Linked DNA regions of Homo sapiens: region 1 is linked to region 2. Evidence: chromatin loops called from intact Hi-C (ENCODE). Cell type or tissue: OCI-LY7. All regions are shown on one strand. Region 1 has its middle 8.1 kb from the start of GRAMD4. Region 2 has its middle 22 kb from the start of LINC02925.

Region 1 (2,500 bases), 49 kb after region 2:
CCATCTCTACTAAAAATACAAAGAATTAGCCGGGCATGGTGGCAGGTGCCTGTAATCCCAGCTACTCGGAAGGCTGAGGCAGGGGAATCATTTGAACCCGGGAGACAGAGGTTGCAGTGAGCCAGGATCACGCCATTGCAGTCCAGCCTGGGTAACAGGAGCGAAACTCCATCTCAAAAAAAAAAAATATTAAATAAAAAATAAACATCTATGCGGTCACTCTGCCAGGGTCCCCATTCAGGCTTCTAGGCAGAGGGGCCTATGAGCTGCCATATGGTGTGATGGATGGATTAATAGAGGCATATGCTGGGGAGGGTGGGGTGACGGGTGCTAAGCTGCTTCTGGGGCTGTCGTGGGGTTTAAGCAAGCTCAGGCCATGGAGTCCAGTGGAGTCAGTTCGTGTTCCTGTTGTGCCACTTCTTTCTCACCCTGCCTTCCCGAACCTCAGTTTACCCATTTGTCAGGTGGTTTAGCAGATGCTTCTTCCTTTCAACATTGTGATTGGGGTAGGGGAGATGAACACTGGTGGGAGCTTGTCACTCTCGTCCTTTCATCCTGCTTTGTACACTCCGAGAAAGGCTTATTGGGCAGAGGCTGCCCTTCTGAGGTGTGGATGGAACTGTTGGTGACATTATTTTTATTAATTTATTTTTAGAGACAGGGTCTCGGCTGGGTGTGGTGGCTCATGCCTGTAATCCTAGCAGTTTGGGAGGCCGAGGTGGGTGGATCACGAGGTCAGGAGATCGAGACCATCCTGGCTAACATGGTGAAATTCCATCTTTACTAAAAATACAAAAAAAAAAAAATTAGCCGGGCATGGTGGGGGGCACCTATAGTCCCAGCTACACGGGAGGCTGAGGCAGGAGAATGGTGTGAACCCGGGAAGCGGAGCTTGCAGTGAGCCGAGATTACACCACTGCATTCCAGCCTGGGAGACACAGCGAGACTCCATCTCAAAAAAAAAAAAAAAAAAAAAAGAAGAGACAGGGTCTTGATCTGTTGCCCAGGCTGGAGTGCAGTGGTTCGATCATAGCTCACTGCAGCCTTGAACTCCTGGTCTCAAGCGACTCTCCTGCCTCAGTCTTCTGAGAAGCTGGGACTACAGGTGCACACCATCCCGCCTGGCTAACTTATCTTTTATTTTTCGTAGAGGCGGGGTCTTGCCGTGTTGTCTGGGCTGGTCTTGAACTCCTGGGCTCAAGTGATTCTCCTGCATTGGACTCCCAGAGTACTGGGATTTCAGGTGTGAGCCACTGAGGCTGGCCGATGGTACTGTTGTTATTGTTACTGTTACTGTGGTTTCCTGACCATGGATGCTGTGCTGTGGACCTAGATTTGGATGATGTCCTTGGCCTGTTGGAGGAAGGCCTTCTCTCCTTGGTGTCAGGAGTTGGTGGTGTTGAGCAGGCTCAGGTGCGCGGGAGGCCTGGGGGAAGTGAGGGCACAGTGCTTGGTCCTGAGAATAGCCTGTAGCAGGCGCTGCCAGCCCTCATTCACCTGAGGCTTCCTCTCAAGGCCCAAGCTGGTGTAAGCCTGGACTGTGGCCCAGGTTCCCTGGAGATGGGCTCCTGAGCTCACACGCGTGCTCAGGTGCCCCTGCTACCTCTACCTAAAGACCTGGAAACCGAGGGTTAGGACTGGCTTGACCTGGGCAGCCTGGTGCAAGGAACCTTACTCTCAACCCTTTAGGGCTGGATCACGGATGGGAGCAGAGGGTGTGGGCCTGGTTTGTCTACAGCTGGGGCAAGGACAAGCCGTGCTGGCCAGTGGGTGGCCGAAGGCTGCTGCGCCTTCCCTGACGCGGTCTCCTGCTTCCCGGGGCCCCCAGGCTGAAGTGCTGTTTGTGTTCTGTGTGCCATGGTTCTCTCCTGTGGCTGCCCACAGCCCCTGCTCACCCACAGGCCCTTCCTGCCCCACCCGTGGACTTTGGGCTTGGGTCCCTGCTCGGGAGCTCGTAGTGACTAGCAGCGTCTTGGGATGGTCTCAGAACTTTTTACCCTGGCTCCCCACACCCACAAGACAGCGCTGCCTCCCCAGCGCCTGTGGTTATGCAGTGGTGATGTATGGGGCGTGAGAGCAGCGTTTGTGGAACACTTTTTTGGAGAGTAGGGCTGTGTTTTTGCTGTCGTTACCACTGCTGGCTGGGCAGGTTGCTGAGTCCTTCCAGCACTCTCATGTTGTCCTCTAACAGCCCTGAGCAGGGGCCCCTGTCCGAGGTCACACAGCTGTGGCCAGCCTGGGCCTGGCTTCCGGCTGCCGCGACCCACTGCATGCCTGTGCTTGAGATGATCTGGTGGATAGTGGGACACATGTCCACTCCTCGAGGCTCTCCAGCCCCGGTGGTACTTAGGGCGACTGGAGCAGATGTGGGTCAGCCCCATTCGGTGCTGGAGGCACAGAGGGCCAGGATGCAACCCCTAGCCCCGCACAGGCGAGTGTTCCCTGTGTCCCCGAGCTGCTGTCGCTGTGGTATGTGGTGGTTTTGGGTCCTCCAGGCAGG
Region 2 (2,500 bases):
TCATTCAGCAGCCACAGCCTGGACATTGTGCTCCGGCTCTGGGAGCCCTGGTCATTCCCTCTGTGTGATGGGGGGATCCCAGGCCTGCTCCAGCATCCCTGTGAGGGTGAAGTGATCCCAAGGGGACAGGCATTGCCCTCACCCTCAGGCCTGCATGCCCCACACTCCACTTCCACACAAACTCATCTGAAGGCACATGAGGCTGTGTGGTCTACCAAAGGCTTCATGGGGAGGTGGAGGAAGGAGCCCCATTGCGAGACATCCCCGTGTCCCCAGAGCTCCTCTCACACTGACAGCCACTCTCTTCACTGGTTCGTATAAAGTGCCCAGAACAGTGCCCGGCACACAGGAGGTGTGAGCCATCGTCACTGCTGTCACTGTCTTTCAGTTCTCTCTTTCCCAGACGGCCTCTCAGGATCCCTCTTTTTGCCTCCAGCGATCTGGTGCCCCTCGTGTCAGAACAGATGCATCCTGCGATGCTCCTCACGTGAAACAGGAAGAGCCTATACATGAAAATGTGCGTCTTCCCCCATGGTGTTTCGTTTTCTTGCGGGGGGACTGAGTCTCATTCTGTCGCCCAGGCTGGAGTGCAGTGGCACGATCTCGGCTCACTGCAACCTCCCACCCCCAGGTTCAAGTGGTTCTCCTACCTCAGCCTCCCGAGTAGCTGGGATTGCAGGTGCCTGCCACCATGCCCGGCTAATTTTTTGTATTTTTAGTAGAGATGGAGTTTCACCATGTTGGCCAGGCTGGTCTCGATCTCCTGACCTCAGGTGATCCGCCTTGGCCTCCCAAAGTGTTGGGATTACAGGTGTGAGCCAGCACACCTGGCCCTCTGTGGGGTTTAGAAGTAGCTCAGCACAGGCCAGGTGCAGTGGCTCATGCCTGTAATCCCAGCACTTTGGGAGGCCGAGGCGGGCAGATCATGAGGTCAGGAGTTCGAGACCAGCCTGGCCAACATGGTGAAACTCCGTCTCTACTAAAAATACAAAAAATTAGCCGGGCGTGGTGACGCGCACCTGTAGTCCCAGCTACTCGGGAGGCTGAGGCAGGAGAATGGCGTGAACCCGGGAGGCGGAGCTTGCAGTGATCCGAGATAGCGCCATTGCACTGCAGCCTGGGCGACAGAGCAAGACTCCGCCTCAGAAAAAAAAAAAAAAAAAGAAGTAGCTCAGCACAGCATGTGGCGGGTGCCACCCAAGAAGGTGGCACAGAGGACAAAAGTCCACAGAGGACAAATGCAGCCAGTGTGGAAATCAGGCCCCAACTTGCGGGGCCGAGGCCGTGAGCAGCCACAAGGTGGCCCCAGTGAGCTTAGGGACCAGCTAGTGCAGGGCAGGTGGGAGGTTCACGCACAGCTAAATTAGGCTAAGAGAGACGTGGCAGGGTCTCCCTGGGGCAGCAGGTGGGGGCTCAGCTCACCCTGGCTCCCGGCTGCACAGCTCAGAGTGGGCACCTCCTCGCCTGAGGAGAAGGAAGGGCCGCCTGTAGCCAGCAGGTGTGCCAGCATCCTCCTACCTGGGCTGGGGCCCGGAAGGCGAACACAGGGCAACCGAACCCATTGCAGAGCAGGGCCTGAGGGCTGGCTTGGGAGCAGGTGGTTGGAGTCTGGCTCTGAACAGGCCTTGATCCGTCCCTTGGGTCCCCCAGGCCCTTCCCAGCCTCCACCCCGTGCTGCAGGCCACACCTACAGCCTTCTGTGCCGAGGGCTGTGCCCCTGGAAGCCACGTGGGGCAGACTGGAGCTGCCTGGGTCCTGGAGCAGCATTTCTGGGGCTTCAGCCCAGGGGAGCTGACTGGATTTGCGGCTACACTCACACCACACTCCTCCTCCGGGCTGGGCCGGGTGAGAGGAGGGAGATGAAGGAGGGCGGGCCTGCCCTTGCTGGTCATCAGGGTCGCTCATCTCTGGGGATCTGGCTGGAGCTAGGAATTGAGGAAGGACAGGCTGGTGGCAGGGGCCGGGGCTGGGCTTCTGGCGGGCCAGGCCCCCCTCTAGGGAGGTCTGTGCTCACTGCATCCCTAGGGACACAAGCCCAGGGCCAGGGCCTCATGCTTTCTGGCCTGGCAGGCTGCCTGCCTCAGCCCCACCCCACCCAAGGCATCCAGGGACACTGGCCTGTGGCAGACACGCCCACAGCTTTGCTGTGTGTCCATCTTTGTTGCTTCTCCTTTTGGGGAGCTACCCCTACCCCTGCACTTTAACAGGTGAACCCAGTGTGAGCCACTGCCCCGCCCACCAGCCCCTGAATCAGGCCAAAGAAGTGAAAACCATCTGACCACAGAGGAGGAGCCTGGGGGCGCAGCAGGGCCCCAGCTGGCCGGAGGTCAGCCTCAGGGTGGGTGGCCTGGAGGCCAGCTGTCTGGAGGATCCTGAGCAGAGAGGGGGGCAGGCCCTTGGTGCCTTTCCTTCCAAGAGGGGAATCTAAAGGGAGAGAGTGACATCAATCCAAGGCCCACCGTGCAGATGCTGATTACAGAGGCCAGCGGAGGTGACACAG

The links. Peaks named below come from ENCODE experiments on the same cell type or tissue, not always from the same donor. Only the 100,000 strongest peaks of a DNase experiment are listed, where the experiment ranks them.
Region 1: it touches region 2 in a loop (4-fold over the local background); 22 of 110 quality-filtered maps call a loop at or near these places.

The regions. Positions count from the first base shown.
Region 1 is chr22:46,611,042-46,613,541 of GRCh38, forward strand. It overlaps a transcript of GRAMD4 not described here. Among named protein-coding and RNA genes, the nearest start is that of GRAMD4, 8.1 kb to the right of the region's middle. RefSeq lists an enhancer at 2,312-2,451. In OCI-LY7, a CTCF peak has its summit at 1,482; a DNase peak (open chromatin) is centred at 1,460; H3K4me3 peaks cover 976 bases; H3K27ac peaks cover 1,209 bases.
Region 2 is chr22:46,562,207-46,564,706 of GRCh38, forward strand. No RefSeq gene overlaps it. Among named protein-coding and RNA genes, the nearest start is that of LINC02925, 22 kb to the left of the region's middle. RefSeq lists enhancers at 1-127, 1,566-1,860, 1,850-2,019. In OCI-LY7, CTCF peaks have their summits at 1,319 (motif pointing right), 1,518 and 1,720; DNase peaks (open chromatin) are centred at 1,315 and 1,705; H3K4me3 peaks cover 710 bases; H3K27ac peaks cover 1,096 bases.